Linked DNA regions of Homo sapiens: region 2 is linked to region 1. Evidence: chromatin contacts called from ENCODE Hi-C or POLR2A ChIA-PET data. All regions are on one chromosome and are shown on one strand. The core of a region is the stretch at or near the end of the contact, and the rest is flanking DNA. Distances in the headings are between cores, read along the strand shown. Region 1 has its middle 6.7 kb from the start of MIRLET7B. Region 2 overlaps PPARA (peroxisome proliferator activated receptor alpha).

The links. A loop is a pair of places that touch in the nucleus more often than their neighbours do. ChIA-PET counts read pairs that join two places held with the same protein, here RNA polymerase II (POLR2A). Pooled maps may share reads with other maps.
Region 2: a pooled map shows a loop between it and region 1 (2.3-fold over the local background). The contact joins two enhancer-like sites. A Hi-C loop is called at or near these places in 5 of 168 maps with a recorded cell type or tissue (colonic mucosa, heart left ventricle, posterior cingulate gyrus and 2 more), 1 of 37 single-sample maps with no recorded cell type and 7 of 50 pooled maps. POLR2A ChIA-PET finds 5 or more read pairs at or near these places in 1 of 52 experiments (H1).

What each region holds. Positions count from the first base shown.
Region 1 is chr22:46,118,203-46,122,627 of GRCh38, reverse strand. No RefSeq gene overlaps it. Among named protein-coding and RNA genes, the nearest start is that of MIRLET7B, 6.7 kb to the right of the region's middle. Within about 2 kb of position 2,538, at least 5 of the 41 ENCODE cell types and tissues checked have a DNase peak (open chromatin) inside an H3K27ac peak, as active enhancers do.
Region 2 is chr22:46,230,458-46,234,882 of GRCh38, reverse strand. PPARA (peroxisome proliferator activated receptor alpha) reads right to left here. Exons shown (of 9, transcript NM_005036.6): 8 at 2,644-3,091. Among named protein-coding and RNA genes, the nearest start is that of CDPF1, 18 kb to the left of the region's middle. Within about 2 kb of position 1,387, at least 11 of the 41 ENCODE cell types and tissues checked have a DNase peak (open chromatin) inside an H3K27ac peak, as active enhancers do.

The DNA of each region.
Region 1 (4,425 bases), core at 1,289-3,788:
GGGCACCAGGCGCCACCTGGTGGTCAAGCCAGAAGCCGCCGCTACCAGAACCGTGTGGAAAGCATCCCCAGACCCTCAATGTCCTCCTGTAAGCTTGGGGAAACTGAGGCCAGGGAGGGGTAGGAGCTCCCCAGGTCCCTCAGATAGGCAGGGCCTGGAGTAGGGGCAGAGGTCAGGGCTCCTGACGCCTGTCCAGCGCCTGCAGCTGGGCTTAAGTGACTTAGGAGATGTGGGGGCCTGGCCATGCAAGGACGGAGGACTGAGCCCAGCGCCTGAGGTTCGGTGCACCTGCCCTGGCCACGCCAAGGCCTGGGAGCCATGAGCACTGGCAAGTCCCGCCTGCTTCCCCAGCATGGGTCCCAGGGCCCATGTTCGGCAGCATCTTTGTAGGAGACAGTGGCCTCACTCTTGATAGCAAGGAAATGAGACCAGGTCTGGGGTTCACACCTAGGAGCCAGGCCCTGCCCAGGCCCAAGGCCCAGCTCGCTGGGGAAAGGGGGACCCCACAATGGCCCAGAGCTTTGCCTAGAGCGGCAGCACCAACGACCACGTGTCAGCGCCTGTCCTCGGAGCTCCCAGCCCTGAGCCAGCCTCATGGAGCAGCTCAGAGCACTGCCCAGCTCTAAGTCCTGTCCCAGGCCTGGCTGCTGTTCCCTCTGCTGCTCCTGAGCCCGCTGAGTCCCATGGGGGTAGATTGTGAGGTGTGCTCTCTGACTCTGAGGGCCCCAGGCGAGACAGTAAGAAAGCCAGGCCTCTCTTTGGAAGCCCCTAGGGCAGGGTGGGCAGGGAGGGTGGGGGTACTGGCAGCTACTGAGTCTGGTGTCGCAGGGTGGGTCTAGGTGGCTCCCCTGGCAGCAAAGGCCTGGCCTCCAGCCCTCAAGGTCAGTCCCTGGGGCACCTCACAAATGACAGGTCCTAAACCTCGCCTGCTCAGACCTCTCCCCAGCCTGGCTCCTCTGTCCCAGTGGCCATCCACCCACCCACCTAGAGAGACCTGGGCCTCCCTGCCACCCCTGCCTCTGCCCCAGCTGGTCCCCAGGTCCCAGCAATGTCACCCTTCAATAGCTTCTCAAACCTGACACCTCCAACACTCCCTGGTCATTACTGTCATCTGAGCACATCCTTTGGCCTGAGCCCTGGCAGCCACCCTCTCAGAGCTCTATACCCCCACAAACACCTCTCCCTTCATGGTGGCCAATGCAGGGTTGCCAGGCCGGGCTGCACCCCTGTGTTGGCTCCTGCACTGTGGGACAGCCACTGGTCTGACGTAAAAAGCCAGAGCTGGTACAGTCAGGCTAGCCTGGGAAACTGTGGGTAAACCAAGTCACACGGACCTGTTTCCTCCCTGCAGGCCTTGTCAGAGCCTTCAATAGGCTCACCACAGCGTGACTCCAAGAGGGCATCGTGAGCAGCAACTGTGGATCATCTGTCCAGGAAACGTGCCATCCAAGAGCATTTCCCAGGCCCTTGAGAGAGACAGCCAGCCAGCTACCTCCTCAGCCTGGGTCCCCAGGGTCCCCTGGGGGCTTCCCCCCACTGCTGGCCTGCCCTGCAGCCCCCTCTGCCACTTTCCCCATGGTGCTAGGCTCCACCCTATTCAACTTGACTGAGTCCTCACTCTAACCTGTTTGTTCATTCAGTGGGCATTTTTTTTTTGAGATGGCATCTCTCTCTGTTGCCAGGCTGGATGGAGTGCAGTGGCATGATCTCACCTCACTGCAACCTCCACATCCCGGGCTCATGTGATTCTCTTGCCTCAGCCTCCTGAGTAGCTGGGATTATAGGCGCCCGCCACCAAGCCCGGTTAATTTTTGTATTTTTAGTAGAGACGGGGTTTCACTATGTTGGCCAGGCTGGTCTTGAACTCCTGACCTCAGGTGATCCGCCCGCCTTGACCTCCCAAAGTGCTGGGATTACAGGTGTGAGCCACTGTGCCTGGCCTCAGTGGGCACTGATTGACCATCTATTGTGTGCTGGGTGCTGGACTAGGTGCTGAGAAGACACGCTTGCTGGAGCTCACAGCCTAGTGAACGGGGCACATGGGGCAGGGCTCACACAGGCAGACACAGAATGTACCAGGGAGGGCGGAGGAAGGGGAAGCGGCCTTGGCAGGCGAGACCTGACACATGACCGGCCCTGGGTGTCCACCTGCGGGCATCTGCATCAGCTCTGGGACTGTGAGGGTCAGGACAAATCAAAACCCCCTTCATAATCACGTCTGAGCACAGACCACAGCATGAACACCATCCAAGCCACAGAATGTCCAGCCTCTCCTGGCCCAGGCAGCAGGGGGACTGCAGCCACGTCAGCAATCGCAGCTCCAGCCTCGCTCTGGGCTCCCTGCCCTGGAGACAGGGCTTGTGAAGATCGCTGATCGGAGGACGATCCTGCGTCCTGAGAGCATCCAACCCAGAGCCCCGCCTCCTCAGACTCCTCCCCATCCCGCAGCACAGCCCCAAACACCCCATCACAGACACCCCCGGATCCCCAGATCCCACAGCGTGCATTCTCCCTCGTGGCAAAGGACACTGGGCCGCCTGCGTTGCCACAGGAACTCACTCCTCCGTGGGCTGAGGGCATTGGCAGCTGATGGAGAAGATCAAAGTGGGTGAGGGGAGCGGCTGGTCTCCTCCCTCACTGCCACCCACTGCCCCCTGCCTCCGCCTGCTGATGGCCTGGGGTCAGGCGCAGCCCTGTGTGTCTAGGGGAGGAGGCCAGACTGCGGGGTGCTGAGCAGGCTGGGTCTTGTCTCATCTCAGGACGTTGGTCTGCTTGGCCTGCCCTGGCTGGCATTTGCAGGGCACTTGCCTGCTGCCCCCTGGACCTCGTGGTACCCATGAGAGCCAGGTCTCCTTGTCTTCAGCCTGGATAAGGACACAGAGAGGGTAAGGGCCTCGCCCTGGGCCATGGGATTGGTTCACGGCTGGCTGCCACCTTTCTGCTGGGTGGTTTCTGCAGCCTGTGTTCCTTCTGCCACCCCGAGGCCCCTCTGTCATGTATTAGGGCTGCAGGGGGCAATCACTCGAGGGCTGGGCTTCCTGCTGTTAGCTGGCCTCTCCGGTGCCCGCACTCAGCCTGCCCCTGGCTGGGCACTGGAGGGTGCCTCCCCCCGGAGGTGACCCCAGGCCATATGAGCTCTACTGCTGGGCCTGCGGGGTGCTACCCAAAGCCTCAACTCCTCTGGCCTGGCAGGGGCGGTGGACAACCTGGCTGGGCCCTTCCTGGACTCCTGGGCTCACCATGACCTCTGTGGACACAGCTTGGCCTTCTTCACTCGGGGACCAGCCATCCCTCCCCACCCGGCACCCCGAATGCTCTGACAGGCTCTGTTAACTCCTTCCTTGACCCTGGAATGCACCTCCCGTGAGTCTGCCCAGGTGAACCCCTCCCACACTCACCCCAGGCCTAGCACCAGCCACAACTCTTCCCCTGCCCTCCCCTGCTGCCTCCCCTCCCCCTTTCTTCCTTCCTCTGGAGGCCACCCCTCCCCTGCTGCCTCCCTGGGTTTCCCCCTTCTCTTCCCTTGCTGTCCCCCAGCATCTGCCTTCAAATCCTTCCCCACCACACCCAGACCCCCCAGGCCAGCTGCTCCATAGGATATGACAACTGTATTACTTATTTATTTATTTGTTGAGACAGGGTCTCACTCTTGTCACCCAGGCTGGAGTGCAGTGGCACGATCTGGGCTCACTGCAGTCTTGACCTCCCAAGGCTCAGGTGATCCTCCCACTTCAGCCTCTCGAGTAGCTGGGACCACAGGCGTGAGCCACCAAACTCAGTTAATTTTTGTATTTTTTTGTAGAGATGGGATTTTGCCATGTTGTCCAGGCTGGTCTTGAACTCCTGGGCTCAAGCGCTGTGCCTGCCTCAGCCTCCCAGAGTGCTGGGATTACAGGTGGGAGCCACAGCGCCTGCCTGGATATGGTATCTTTACTCGGGGCCAGGACTTGTGTGGGGCTGACCCAGGAAATGGGCAGAAGCCCTGGAGGCTGAGCGGGAGGAAGGAGGGTGGATGGGCTTGGCGAGAGAGGCTGTTGGGTCTGTGATGTAGAGGGAAGGGGAGAGGGGTAGAAGAGGGGAGAGAAGAGGGGAGGGACGGGGTGAGGCCTTCTTGAGGAAGGGCTGCTCTTCTCTGTTTTATTTCCGGGGACTGCAGGAGGGCCAGTATGTCTTGCTTGCCTGTCCAGGCAGTGCTGCCTGCCTGGGGCTTGGCTGGAGACAAAGCCTGGATGCCCAGGATTTGAGAGGGGTGAAAGTTGGCATCCGGGCCCACCAAGGACAGGCCCGCCATGTTTGAACCCAGGTCAAGTCTGAGGGGGGAGCGCATTCCTTCTGGGGAGGCCGGACAGCGGTGTGCAGGTGGCTGCTTTTCTCCTGCATGAGGACCTTCAGGGACAAGGCTGGAAGCGAGGTACCTGGCAGGGC
Region 2 (4,425 bases), core at 138-2,637, 110 kb before region 1:
ACACCTTATGGTGCGGCCTTTTCACTTGTGATTTACCTGATGACCACCTGTCAGGGAGAAAAATTAGAGCTAGTAGGAGGAACAGTACATTCTGGAGATCACAACCACCAGTTTTGCATAATATGGGAAATGAAGCTTTTGAATCCAAACTAGATATCAAGCTTCAAGTGTTCCACCATATTTAAGGAGTGATTGTGTTAGAACTAGGTTTTGTAGGCCAGGCACGGTGGCTCACGCCTGTAATCCCAGATACTCGGGAGGCTGAGGTGGGAGAATCGCTTGAACCTGGGAGACGGAGATTGCAGTGAGCCAAGATCAGGAGACCCAGAGTGGGGAGGAGGGTGGGGCAGGTCTGAGACTTGGTGCAGGAAGAGTCAACATTCACACCAGATGACCTGCCTGGGGTAGCTGGCACTAGACATCCTGGGACAGTCTCAAAGCATGAGACCTGATTCTTGGTCCAGAAAATACTGCCCTGAGCCATGTTCAGCAGGCGGTGCTCCCTTACAGACCCAGTCATTACTATGATTCTTAACAGGGTTGCTAGTGATGAGGATTTAAACATCTTCATTGTTTTTGGTTGTAAATGTAATTATTAAGTTTTTATTTCTAAAATTCTTGTTTTTGTATTGTTTTAGTGATGGGGTCTTGCTCTGTTGCTTAGGCTGGACTGGAACTCCTAGGCTCAAGCAATCCTCCTGCCTCGGCCTCCAGAGTGGCTGGGGCTATAACTATTAAGTCTCTAAAGAGAGGAATTATTGCCGGGTGCAGTGGCTCATGCCTGTAATCCCAGCACTTTGGGAGGCCGAGGTGGGTGGGTCACCCGGGGTCAGGAGTTTGAGACCAGCCTGGCCAATATGGTGAAACCCCATCTTTACTAAAAATACAAAAATTAGCCAGGTGTGCTGGCATGTTCCTGTAATCTCAGCTACTCAGGAGGCTGAGGCAGGCGAATCACTTGAACCCAGGAGGCGGAAGTTGCAGTGACCTGAGATCGTGCCACTGCACTCCAGCCAGGGTGACAGACGGAGACTCTGTCTCAAAAAAAAAAAAAAGGAGGAATCTTTTGAAAAATAGAAATCCCCCCTCATAATTTTAATCCCACCATAATAGGTTTAACATATATCTCACTGGACATTTTTCTATATACATAGGATTGATATAGGATTATAATTTCCTTTATAAAACTGTGATCATGCTACATATAAATAGTTCTGCAACTGCATTTTACCCACAATGCTACATCCTGACCATACTAAAGGACAAATTATGCATAACTGCTTTGTCTTTGTACACTTTATGCCAGAGCGCAAGGACTTCCTTCATCTGACTTGTGCCCAGCCACACAGTAACGGGCACGGCTGGTAGGGCTGAGTCAGCTCCATGCTGACAGTGAGTCAATCCCCCAGGCGCAGTATGGCTGCAGGCAGTGTGGGAGACCCCATCTGTCTCCACCAACCCTGGGTAAGGTCAGCCGAGTTTGCAGTAGGTGGATGACCTTCCTAGACCTGAGATGGGGCTATTTAAAGGAACGTGACACCGAGCCAAAAATGTGGAGGCTGCAGAGCCAGCTTCCACAGAGAGGACCAGATCGGCCTTCCCTGGGATCTGCTTCCTCGGGCAAAGCAAACCTTGCAGTCACTGCCACTTGGCTGCTGACTGATATTATATTTTGCATTAGGAAATATACTTTTCATCAACATAACCAACTGTGACAGCAACTATACTGACATCTGTATAGCACTTCATACAATATTGTCTATAATATGAATACAACATCATTATATAATATATACAGGAATATCATAATATATAAATTATATCTGTTTATAATATTAGATATAATATAAACGAAATGTGTGTGTGTGTGTGTGTGTATAATTTTTTTTTTTTTTTTTTTTGAGACAGGGTCATTCTTCGTCGCCCAGGCTGGAGTGTGGTGGCGTGACCTTGGCTCACTGCAACCTTTGTCTCCTGGGCTTAAGTGATCCTCCCACCTCAGCCTCTCAAGTAGCTGGGACTACAGGTACATGCCACCATACTTGACTAATTTTTTCTATTTTTTTTTTTGTAGAGACGGGGTCTTGCCATGTTGCCCAGGCTGGTCTCAACCTCCTGGGCTCAAGTGATCCACCCACCTCAGCCTCCCAAAGGGCTGGGATTACAGGCCCATGTCCGACCTCTTTTTCTCTATATATATATTTGTGCAAAATATATAATTTTTTTTTAAAGAAATAGGTCTTGTTCTGTTGCCCAGGCTAGAGTGCAGTGGTGCATTCATAACTCATTGCAACCTGAACTCCTGGGCTCAAGAGATCCTTTTGCCTCAGTCTACTGAGTAAGTAGCTGGGACTAAAGGTGTGCACCCCCACACCTGGCTAATATTATGATTAAAATGTCATACATTTACATAATATTAAATATGTATTTATAGATAATAACAATATATACTATAATATTATACAATATTGTTATAATTCCCACTGAATTCTCAGCAGTGACTGGGGGTCAGACGTCTTCCCACCATGTGAGTGTCCCCTCCACTGGAACAGCTCAGGCTGGTACTGGATTTCCCATTGTCAAATTTTTCAAGACAGGAGCCTGTCAGTGACATGATACCAGCAGATTAAATCAACCACTCACCTCCACAGCAAATGATAGCAGCCACAAAAAGGGAGATATCACTGTCATCCAGTTCCAGTGCATTGAACTTCATGGCAAAATCAAACTTGGGTTCCATGATATCACAGAACGGTTTCCTTAGGCTTTTTAGGAATTCACGAGTTATAAACCCATTTCCATACGCTACCAGCATCCCGTCTTTGTTCATCACAGAAGACAGCATGGCGAATATGGCCTCATAAACTCCGTATTTTAGCAATGTCACTTGATCGTTCAGGTCCAAGTTTGCGAAGCCTGGGATGGCCTTGGCGAATTCCGTGAGCTCCGTGACGGTCTCCACTGACGTGCACTGGCAGCAGTGAAAGATGCGGACCTCCGCCTCCTTGTTCTGGATGCCATTGGCCACCAGCTTGGCCACCAGCGTCTTCTCAGCCATACACAGTGTCTCCATATCATGTATGACAAAAGGCTACAAAGGAGGACACCAAGGTAAGTCAGGTGATGTGGGATGCGCTATGCTCCCAGCTATCAGCTCACTAATGAGCAGCTCCTGCGTCCAAATCACCAAGCTCAGTGCCTCAGAGGACTCAAGATACCCGCGGAACATAGTCCTTACTCAACTTCAAAATCGGTTGGGGAAAATAAGACATTAATAGAGAACAAACAGTATAAATCAGTAAAATAATAATAGTCATCGCCTGACATTGGGTGGATTTCATCGCTAAGAAACTGAAGTACTGGGCTGGGCATGGTGGCTCACGCCTGTAATCCCAGAACTTTGGGAGGCTGAGGTGGGTGGTTTACCTGAGGTCAAGAGTTCGAGACCAGCCTGGCCAGCATGGTGAAACCCCGTCTCTACTAAAAATACAAAAAAATTAGCTGGGTGTGGTGGCGGGCGCCTGTAGTCCCAGCTACTCGGGAGGCTGAGGCAGGAGAATGGCGTGAACCCAGGAGGCAGAGCTTGCAGTGAGCCGACATTGCGCCACTGCACTCCAGCCTGGGTGACAGAGCGAGACTCCGTCTCAAAAAAAAAAAAAAAATTAGCCAGGCATAGTGTGTGCCTGTAACCCCAGCTACTCGGGAGGCTGAGGCAGGAGAATCGCTTGAACCTGGGAGGTGGACGTTGCAGTGAGCCAAGATCGTGCCACTGCACTCCAGTCTCCAGTCTGGGCGACAGAGCGAGAGTAAGACTCCGTCTCAAAAAAAAAAGAAACAAGAAACTGAAGTACTGATTTTGTCAAAACAAAACTAACGAGGACATTAGCAAAGCACCTTTAATATTCTTAAATATTCTCTGAACTAATGACTATTGCAAGAGGCTTAATTACGATCATTCTTAATTTTACCAGTATATGCACTTTAGGGGTGAACACCATTATTTAACGCTGCTCAATGAATACATTTGGCATGTAAATACATACAACTCAGAAAGGTGGCATCTATGTAGAAATCGGCAAACAAGCGTTGTGAAACTCTTTAGGGATAAAGTGGAAAAGCCTCGGAATGCCCTTGTTTCTCTCAGTGCAGGAAACTGAAACCTTCACTCGGTGCTCCATATTCTGGAGCAAGTGCCAACTCCCCACAGCCGTGCCTTGTGTGCTCCCATGCCATCTGCATGTAAACCCAGTGGCCTGCCATTTCCTGAAGATCTCGTGGTGGAAGAGGTGGCTGGCCATATTATTTGAAGCCAACATGCTCAGAAGGGATTACATGTGTGGGAGAGCCGGGGAAAATGAGCACAAACACTGCTGTTGGCTGAAATTTACATCTGCGGGTAGAGCAGGAAAGTGACAACATCTGAGA